Regions from separate parts of the Homo sapiens genome. Here region 2 is linked to region 1. Evidence: read pairs that join two places in POLR2A ChIA-PET (ENCODE). Cell type or tissue: K562. All regions are shown on one strand. Region 1 overlaps TATDN2 (TatD DNase domain containing 2). Region 2 overlaps MTMR14 (myotubularin related protein 14).

Evidence for each region. Peaks named below come from ENCODE experiments on the same cell type or tissue, not always from the same donor. Only the 100,000 strongest peaks of a DNase experiment are listed, where the experiment ranks them.
Region 2: POLR2A ChIA-PET joins it to region 1 with 8 read pairs; 1 of 35 experiments calls an interaction of 5 or more read pairs at or near these places.

What each region holds. Positions count from the first base shown.
Region 1 is chr3:10,261,619-10,266,618 of GRCh38, forward strand. All of the region lies in intron 3 of TATDN2 (TatD DNase domain containing 2), which reads left to right. Among named protein-coding and RNA genes, the nearest start is that of TATDN2, 16 kb to the left of the region's middle. RefSeq lists a silencer at 2,317-2,506. In K562, a CTCF peak has its summit at 2,454; a DNase peak (open chromatin) is centred at 2,413.
Region 2 is chr3:9,688,414-9,693,413 of GRCh38, forward strand. MTMR14 (myotubularin related protein 14) reads left to right here. Exons shown (of 19, transcript NM_001077525.3): 15 at 283-341; 16 at 531-669; 17 at 1,551-1,730. Among named protein-coding and RNA genes, the nearest start is that of CPNE9, 13 kb to the right of the region's middle. In K562, no CTCF peak of the experiment used is centred here; a DNase peak (open chromatin) is centred at 2,778.

The DNA of each region.
Region 1 (5,000 bases):
TGGCCTCCCAAAGTGCCGGGATTACAGGCATGAGCCACTGTGCCAGGCCACATTCCTCCATCTTACTCGTCTCCACCCATCCTTTACTACTGCTCTGCAGGCAGCTTCTCTCATCTTTAGCTCTTTCTTCTAGTACTTACCCCATGTTTCTAAATAATCTTTACTGTTGATCAGTTTTTCAGTTTTAGATGTCTGAGGACTTCTTGCTTGGGCGATGAGAATTTAGTTCTCTATACCTCCTTCAGAAGCACCCACACCCAGGGACACATTAGCTTCCCCTTTCTGCAGCCTCCCTGTGTGGCTTGAATACCTTTTGGGTTAAGTCTGTGTAAGATTTGTTACTGCCATGTTCACAGCTGAGTCGCCTTGTATACTCTGATCACATTTTCTTTCTTGTAAAACTTCATTTTCCTTAAAGTTCATCATTACTTTGTTTTTCCTTTGGTTTTCCTGGTACCTTTCACTAATTAATCCCCAAACTGCGAGAGCTGTAAAATCCTTCTCAATACTGTCAAAATAAGGAATCTGTTTCTTTTTTTTCTCTCTTGGAGGTATACGTCCTCAGCCCTCTGTTGTCCTGCTCTGGTCTGGACTGCCTGCCGTCAGGCCAGCTGGCAGCTGTCTCTCTGGAGCCTCCTTCACATTTCTCCCGGATTGAGTCTTCTGCTACCTATACTCTGTGTCTTCTCATGTTCTTCTTCCTTGGTTTACTCTCACATTTTGGTGGAATACTTTTTCTAGTAGCTTCTTGAGAAAGGGTACATGGAGAAACTTTTTTTGGTAAACATGTGTCTGAGATTGCCTTTATTTTACCTTTAACCTTGATTACAAGCTTGGTTGGTTTTGGAATTCCAGGTTGGAAATTGTTTTGTTTGGGATTTTGAAGGCATTGCTCCTTTTCTTCTGGGCTTTTTTTTTTTTTTTTTTTTTTTTGAGGTGGAGTCTCGTTCTGTCTTGCCCAGGCTGGAGTGCACTGGTGTGATCTTGGCTCACTGCAGCCTCCACTTCCTGGGTTCAAGTGATTCTCCTGTCTCAGCCTCCCGAGTAGCTGGGATTACAGGCACACGCCACCACACCTGGCTAATTTTGTATTTTTGGTAGAGACAGAGTTTCATCATGTTGGCCAGGCTGGTCTCAAACTTCTGACCTGAGGTGATCCACCTGCCTAGGCTTCCCAAAGTACTGAGATTACAGGTGTAAGCCACTTCGCCTGGCCTCTTCTGGTTTTCTTGATGTCTGAAGCTATGCTGGTTCCTGAACCTTGGTATATGATTTTTTATTTTTTATTTTCTTTTGCTTTGAGACAGAGTTTTGCTCTGTCACCCAGGTTGGAGTCCAGTGGCGTGATCTCAGCTCACTGCAATCTTCACCTCCCAGGTTCAAGCGATTCTCCTGCCTCAGCCTTGTGAGTAGCTGGGATTACAGGCATGTGCCACCACACCCGGCTAATTTTTGTATTTTTAGTAGAGATGGGGTTTCACCATTTTGGTGAGGCTGGTGTCGAACTCCTGACCTCATGATCCGCCCGGCTCAGCCTCCCAAAGTGCTGGGATTACAGGTGTGAGCCACCGTGCCCAACCTGTATTTTTTTTTTTTTTCCCTCTGTGGAATCTTGTAGAATATATTTTGATCTCAGGGCTCTGAAATTTCATGGTGGTGGTGTCTACTTTGCTTAGCATGGGACATTCCCTTTCAATCTAGAAACCCTTGTACTTTAGCTGTGGGAAAAGTTCGTGAATTACTGTACTTCGCTGATGTTTTCTTTCCGTATTTTTCTTCTCTCTTTCTCTCTCTAGCTTCTCTACCTTCTTTCTCTTATTTGGATGTTGGATTTTTCAGGACTGGTCCTGTAATTTTATTGCCTTTCTCCCTTGTTTCTAGCCAATTTCTTGCTTTACTTTGTAGGATATTTCCTTTTCTTTATCTTCCAACCCAGCTGTTTATTTAGTTTTACTTTTCTACTGTCATGCTTTTTATTATCCAAGAGCTCTTTTGTTTTTTAATAACATCTCTGTTCTTGTTTCATCTTCTGTTATCTCTTTTAGGGAGTTCATGGTAGTTTTTTGGCTTGGTTTTAGTTTTCTTTAAGTTGCTTCTTTCCGTTTCTTTTGATCTCTTCTGTGTTAGAGGCTGCCTTCACATGTCTGGTAATCTTTGGTTGTCTGTTTATGATCAAGAATGGGAGGATTAAAAAGCTGTTTGGAAGCTCTGAGCGTAAAGACTTTGAGCTTTGCTTTGGGATGATCGGGAGAATATAACCCTCTTCCCCTTGCCATGTCACTGCTTTTAGGAAAGCCTCGAGACTGGTCACCTTGCCCAGAGGAGTGTTTTTCAGCCTGCTTAGGAGGAAAGGTGGCTGGGAGCTGGGTAGCGAAAGGGGCGGCTGCGGGGGCGGCGTCAGCATTCACTTAATCTTTGTCTTTTTGGTGCAGTACCAGTGCCCTCCACTGAGCTGACCAGGCCTTATTCTAGAGATCCTCTTGTTTTACTGTCTTCAAACAACTCACCTTCTCTGAGTATGAGGAGGGAATCTGGGATCTAACTCATTGGAAACCAGATTTCACCCTGTCCTCCTCCTTTTAATGTTCTTCTGTAACTCCAGTTCCTCCAGTTCCCAAGGTGCCCAGTACCGCGAGTGCCTGCTCTGTTCTAAGCTTTCCTGGTGCCTAGCTTAGGTCTCAGCCTTCTCTTGGTCTGCCAGTGAGGTGTTATTTGGCCATCTGCTTTCTAGCCTCCAGTGCGTGATCACTGTAGTCTCTTGTTCTTCCTGTTCTGGTGTTTTTGTTATTGTAGAGGGGTTTTATTTGTTTTTTGTTTGGTTTTTAGATTCTTTAGTTTTAGTGAGGTTTCAGGAAAGAGTAAAATAAGTCGAATTTGTTCAGTACATCCTTAGCCTAGAAAAGTTCTGGGAAAATTTCTTGATTATTTGATTTCTTGTCTGTTTCTTCTTTTTCTGGACCATCTATTTTATGCTTGGTCTTTCGGATGGAAATTCCAATTTTCTTTTCTTCCCAGTGAATCCTTTTTAAAAAATTTTTCTGGATGGTTTCTTCAACTTTATCTTCTTTTTTTTTTTTTGAGATAGAGTCTCACTCTGCCACCCAGGCTGGAGTGCAATGGCTTGGTCTTGGTTCACTGCAACCCCTGCCTCCCAGGTTCAAGCGATTCTCCCGCCTCAGACCCCTGAATTGCTGGGACTATAGGCGCATGCCACCATGCCTGTCTAATTTTTGTATTTTTAGAAGGGACGGGGTTTCATTTTGGCCAGGCTGGTCTCGAACTCCTGACCTCAGGTGATCTATCCGCCTCGGCCTCCCAAAGTGCTGGGATTACAGGCGTGAGCCACCGCGCCTGGCTCAAGTTTATCTTCTAACGTTTATGTTGATTTTTTTTTTTTGGTCTTTTTTTTTTTTTTCCTGTGCGTGGTTTTTTTTTTTTTTTATTGCTGCCAATTTTTTTTTCTTTTTTGTCTTTTTGAGACAGAGTCTCACTCTGTGGCCCAGGCTGAAATACAGTGGTGTGATCTCAGCTCACTGCCACCTCTGCCTCCTGGGTTCAAGCAATTCTCCTGTTTCAGCCTCCTGAGCAGCTGGGATTACAGGCATGGACCACCATGCCTGGCTAATTTTTGTATGTTTAGCAGAGACAGGATTTCACCATGCTGGTCAGGCTGGTCTTGAACTCCTGACCTCAGGTGATCCACCTGCCTCGGCCTCCCAAAGTGCTAGGATTACAGGCATGAGCTACCACGCCCGGCCAGAACTTTAAAAATTAAAAATTTTAGCTGGGCGTGGGGCTCATGCCTGTAATCCCAGCACTTTGGGAGGCTGAGGCAGGTGGATCATGAAGTCAGGAGATCGAGACCATCCTGGCTAACACGGTGAAACCCCGTCTCTACTAAAAATCCAAAAAAATTAGCCAGGTATGGTGGCGTGCACCTGTAGTCCCAGGTGCTGGGGAGGCTGAGGCAGGATAATGGCGTGAACCTGAGAGGTGGAGCTTGCAGTGAGCTGAGATTGCACCACTGCACTCCAGCCTGGGCAACAGAGCAAGACTCCGTCTCAAAAAAAAAAAAAAAAAAAAAAAAGTTTTTGTCATCCAGGTTGGAGTGCAGTGGCATGGTCATAGCTCATTGCACCTTTATTTTTCTGTGGTCCCCTTGGTTTAACTTTTCCAAGCATCAACTTTTGTCCTTTGCTGGGTGGGGAAAGGGCAGGCCATCTGCACAGGGTGGGAGCAGGGGTCTGGAGATCTTGACAGACTTCAGCTAATTCCTATTTTCATCTGCGGCTTCACCCTCACTTTGGAAGTCTGGCACCTCCAATTCCTGAGTCTTTCTGGGGTCCTGTAGTCTGGTTCTGGGTTTTTCCTCACTGAAGGCTTAGGTTTTGGCCATCTGATCTTCTTGGCTGATAATCATTAACCCATCTGTTTTCTATGCTCTGTTATCTGTGAATAGCATCCAATGCTTATTTAATTTGCTTTGCTGTTCATTTTGTGTGCTTTCCCCTTGTAGGTTTATACCTTTTCGGATATATTTCCTGTAACTTTAGAAGGGTTTTTGGGTGGGAAGGACAAAAACTATATGCTATATATATAATTGGAAATTCCCACATAAAGTAGGTTTGTAAGATATTTTCCTCCCAAATATGTAATGGGTGTGTTTTCTGTCTAATGTAGATCATCTTACTTGGTTGCCTCTAATTCCATTGTGTGGATGAATTTTCTAAAGTTATACCCAAACTTCTATTTATGAGACTGGACGACAATTAGGTTTTCTCTTACGTATCTATTTGGAGACAGCACAGTATGGTAGGTGAGCATGTGAGTGTTGGGATCAGACCATTTGGGTTTAAATCCTGGCCCTGCCACTCGAATTAGGATCTTGAGAAAGTCAGCCTCTTTGAACCCCAGTTTCTTCCTGTGTGTAAAATGGGCTAGCTCTTCAAATGTTACCACTTGTAAAAAGCTAATACAGGGTCAGATGCATTTTTGGGTTT
Region 2 (5,000 bases), 570 kb before region 1:
CTACAAGCATGTTGGGCCACACTTGAACGCTCAGGGCACAAGCTGATGAGGAGGATGCAGACCTTGCTGCCCTCAGAAATCTTCACCTGTGTGTTGGACAGAGCCTTGCAGCGTGGGTCCCAGAAGTGGCCCTGGTGTCTTATAACACTCCCTAGGCTAGGACCCGTCTCCACAAGTTGCCAGTGAATTGAGCTGCTTTCCAGGACAGGCAGGATTGGGAACGGGGGACACAATAAGACCCCAGATAGATCTGGAATTTACTGCTCCGGCTTCCATTTCTAGGAGGAAGAGTTTGCCAGCCCGGGATGGAGGCTTCACCCTGGAAGACATCTGCATGCTGAGTGAGTCCTGGGCCCCAACAGACTTCCCTTCCTCCATACATCTTCCCGTGTACAGATCAGGCAGGAACTGTTTGTGCTAAGAGGTTTTTTGTTTTTTTTTTTTTCTTCCCAGTTATGTGGTATAGAAAAGGTGGGGGACCAGTAGTGGGAGAAGGTAACACGCTGACTGATGGCACTGGCTTCTTTTAGGACGAAAGGACCGTGGCAGCACCACCAGCCTTGGCAGCGACTTCTCCCTGGTCATGGAGAGTTCCCCAGGAGCCACTGGGAGCTTCACCTATGAGGCCGTGGAGCTGGTCCCAGCAGGAGCGCCAACTCAGGCAGCTTGGTAAGGGGCCAGACTTGGACCAAGGTCACTCACAGCTGTGGCCCGGGGCCATCAGCACCAGGGAGCCAGGCTGGAGCCCCAAGAACAAAGCAGGCCCCCAAGAGAAGAGCTGAGAGGATAGCTCCGTGCTCCTGCTGTCTCTACTGGGCCTCAGAAGTCAGCCATCTGGTTGGTGAAGGGCACTGCCTGTGGTGGCCCAGGAACATAAAGGGCTAGGGCTCCCTGTGGGACAGAGAAGCAGCTGGGCAGGGTAGGGCAGGGGTCTGGGGAGGCTGGTATTGGAGGAGCTCCATTTTATCATTTGTCGGGGAGATAGGGGGCCATTTTGGAAAAAGAAAACCAAAAGGTAGGTGTAAGTTGATGGGGAATTGGGAACTTGAGGGTCAGCTCCTTTGAGAATCTCATGAAATTGAGACCCTGATGACTTTCACCCTGGACAGATGGCTCAAGATGTTGCATAACAAAGTCCTGAGTGGTGGCTTATATTTATAATCCCAGCACTTTGGGAGGCCAAGGCAGGAGGATCACTTGAGCCCAGGAGTTTGAGATCAGTCTGGGCAGCATAATGAGACCCCGTCTTTTAGAGGGGGAAAAAAGATTTTGCATAACATATGGAGGTGGGCAGTGACTGAAGAGTGAGGAATCATTTTCTAGCACATACTTCAAGACCAGTAGGCTGGTGTGATTTGGATGCCACAGGCCCTCCATAAAGACCCAGCCCTGCTGCCCATGGCCCTGAGCTGGAGAGAGTGCTAATGTTTGCCAACTCATGTGATGTTTTCCCAGTGGAAGTAAAGCCTAGGCCTGAAATTCAGTGAGGGTGGGCAGAGGGCTTTGCCTGCAGTGGCCCCCGGCTCACAGCCCTGCTCCTTCCACTGCAGGAGGAAGAGCCACTCATCCTCTCCACAGAGTGTCCTCTGGAACCGGCCACAACCCTCAGAGGACCGCTTGCCTTCCCAGCAGGGGCTGGCGGAAGCCAGGTCTTCCAGCTCCTCTTCCTCAAACCATTCTGATAACTTTTTCAGGATGGGTAGCAGTCCCCTGGAGGTCCCCAAACCCAGGTGAGGAGCTCCAAAGCCCTTGCTGTTGGAAGTGCCTAGCTTTCCCCCTTAATAAGACTGGAGGGTCGGGGGCCAGCACCTGAGCTAGGGTCTCAAGATGGGGTTCCTAAGCTTGCAGGCCCAGTATTTGGAGGATGGGTTAGTGTTTGGTAATAAAGCAAGGGCTGATTTGTAGAGTGGTTTGAGACTCCTTCCTCGAACCCTAGCATAATGCAGGGGAACCCAGAAGTGCCGTGGCTGTTATGTGATAGGTGGGGAATAGGGACTGCCTCCACTTGTTACCTTTGGCAGATCCCAGCCTCCTAGGCGCACCTCCCATTGTGATTGAAGAGATAGATCTAGATTCTGAGTCCCTTCTGGCTCCCACATCTAAAGTCTGAATTGGTGGGGCAGTGAGAACAGTGTTAGGGAGCTGAGCTACATGTGTGTGGCTGGGACAAACGATGGTGACTGCACACCTGGAAAGGGAGCAGCTCAGCCAGGATGGCCATGCCAGGGCCGTGGCTGAAGGGCGCTGCAGGAATGGTGCCTCCTGGGTGAGTTTAAAGCTGAGCACAGGCCAGAGGCTAGGATTGAGGGCTGGTCTGGCACTTGGGGAAAGCATTTCCTACCACTTTCATACTCCCATCGAAAGAATCCTGTGAATTGCTTTGTGTTCTAAAGTTTTGAGAATGTCTAGCCTTTCTGGAGTGAATAAAGCAGCGTGGGACTTCAGGCCCTTAGTGAATTCCAGGGAAAAAGGGGCATTTAGAAGAATGGGCATGAGCTTTGGCATCCATCCCAGGTTCAAGTCAAGCTCTGCCACATGTCCATGTGATTTTCAGACTCAGTTTAGTCCTTGGTAGTAATAGGTCTGTTAAGAAGAAAAACATTCTGAAACTTCTGGAACCTTCCTCCCATCACCCCTCTATGGTTTTTCCCTCTGGGCAAAAACAGGCAATGAAGGAAGTTGGGGAAGAACATCCTCTGCACATAGGCAGAGCAGATAAGCGGGAGGCAAGTGGGCGTTCCAGACTGCACTGCCCACAGGGGCCCCATGTGCTCACCCCTGCGTGAACTCTTCAGCTCAGAACACTGCCTGAGTGCTGGAGCTGAGCCTGTGAAACCACCGCCACACGCCGTCTGGCCCCATGGGAGGTGTGGTGGAAGTGGTGGGGCAGAGATGGGGCCAGACAGACAAGCCCATGTGCCGGTGCCCCGTCCCATCCTGTGTGTGCATGCCTGCTGCCGCACCACCCTTGTCTGTGCCCAGCTGTCCTCAGGGCCACTCTGAGGCTGCAGTGGCACTGTTTGACCCTCACTGTTCTAGGCTGTGGCTCTAGGTCATGGTTCCTGCCCCCTTTTCTGCCTGTCCAGCATTGCTGAACAACTAGGGAGGAAACCAGAGGTTCCTCTTGTCCTCTGGGTCCTGCCTCAGTCTTAACTGCCCAGAATGCAGTGAGCTCCCAAGCTGAGGCAGCACCCCATCACCCGTTACCACACCCTGGCTCTCCATCTCCTGCCTGCCAAAAGATCCCACTTTCCAATCCTGTGATAGTGTCCCTCAGTCTCACAGGTGACTTTCTGCTTGCAGGGCGTGTCTCAGGCTCTTGTAGCCAGTCCAGGATGGCCACCAAGGCCCCCTCTTGGGAGGCTGAGGAGAATTGGGGTTGTCCTCCTGACCTCAGAGCCCTGCACATGGGGGCTTGGCCAAGCTTGGGATAGCTGGACCAAGATGGGTGCAAGGCTTTGAAAGGTGTGGGGTGGGCAGCTGTGAGGTGTTTGATCTTTCCGCTGGTCTGTTTGGGGGATGCCTGTCTGGAGCCAGACTTCTTCTGACTTGGATGCCTGTTGGTCAGAGGTTTTGAAAGTCTAGATTACTCAGATTTGGAGCATTCTAATTATGTATTTCCATTACCATTAAAATTAATTTAGTCTCTTATCTTAAAGTGCCTAAGGGATCCTGTCATTACCCTCCCTGCTTCTTAGGTAACAATAGCCTGTGAGGTCTTTAATGTGGTAGGAGAAGCTGTTTGGAAAGAAACCTTTTAGTGAAGCTGTCTGTGACAGCCAAAATTCTCCTAATGTGAATTCTTTGGGTTTTTATACACTCCAAATTCTACAGGCATCTCTCTTTTAAAGCAGGATTCCCCCATGGAATGAATCTGTGAAGCTTTGTTCAAAGTTAAGTAGTAGGTATGAATCAGGTTGGGAAGAAAGTTCTGTGGGGTGCCAATTCTTACTAACCCCGAGCCCACAGCCCTTACTGGCAAGCCCAGTGGTTTTTAATCATTGTTAGCTGTTGTTGCTGCAGCAGCTTCTGATTAAGTTGCATTTCTGGACCATTGTTAAATCTCTCATCAGCGACAGGGTTGAGGGCTGGGACAGGCCAGGACCAATGCTCTGAGCTCACATGCCTCCCCCAGCTCTGGTTAGCAGGTCGCTCCACCTTGCATGGCCTCGGCCTCGGCCTCTGCTCTGGAGTCATGCATCCTTTAGGAGTAGGGAGGTTGCTAGCACAGGATTGTCCATGCCCAAGGAGGGTTGGTGCCACCACTGAGCCCAGCTTGAAGCCAGGCTACCTGAAGAGCAGGTGAAGTTTGCGGAGGGATGCCCAGCAGCCTGGTTGAATAGCTGAGTAGCAACACAGGGACCAACCTCTGCTGCCCAGTTAGCTACTCTTCCCCCAGCCACCACCACCTGCTAACTGCTCTTTGAGCAACGAGCTCTGTCTTAGGCTGTCTGCTTGTGGGTGGGAGCAGGGTAAGTTTAGATTAGGTGACAGCCAGGTCCCCTCAGAGCCCAGGATTCTATATCTTAGCTCAAGTATTAACTCTGTGTGACTTCATGACATGTCACTTGATGACTTTGGGTTTCCATTTTCTTATCTGTGTAATCAGAGGCTTAGGTAACGCCAAGGTCCTTCCTAGCTGTATACCTTCAAACCTTCTGTATCAGCCTTGTCAGATGTTTTCAAATGCAAGTAACAGAAAACACATTTCAAACTGACCGAAACAATAAAGGAAACACATTTACAGTCAGCCCTCCATATCTGTCGTTTCCACATCCATGATCAGCCAACCAGATTGAAAACATTCAAGATAACATAAACAATAGAAAGTAATACAGATGTGAACATGCAGTGTAACAACCATGTACAGAGCACTGACACTGTATCAGATAATCGAGATGATTTAAAGCATATGGGAGGATGTGCATAGGTTATATGCAAATACAAGTGACTCTTGAACAATGCAGGGATTAGGGCTGTCCCCTACACATGCAGTTGAA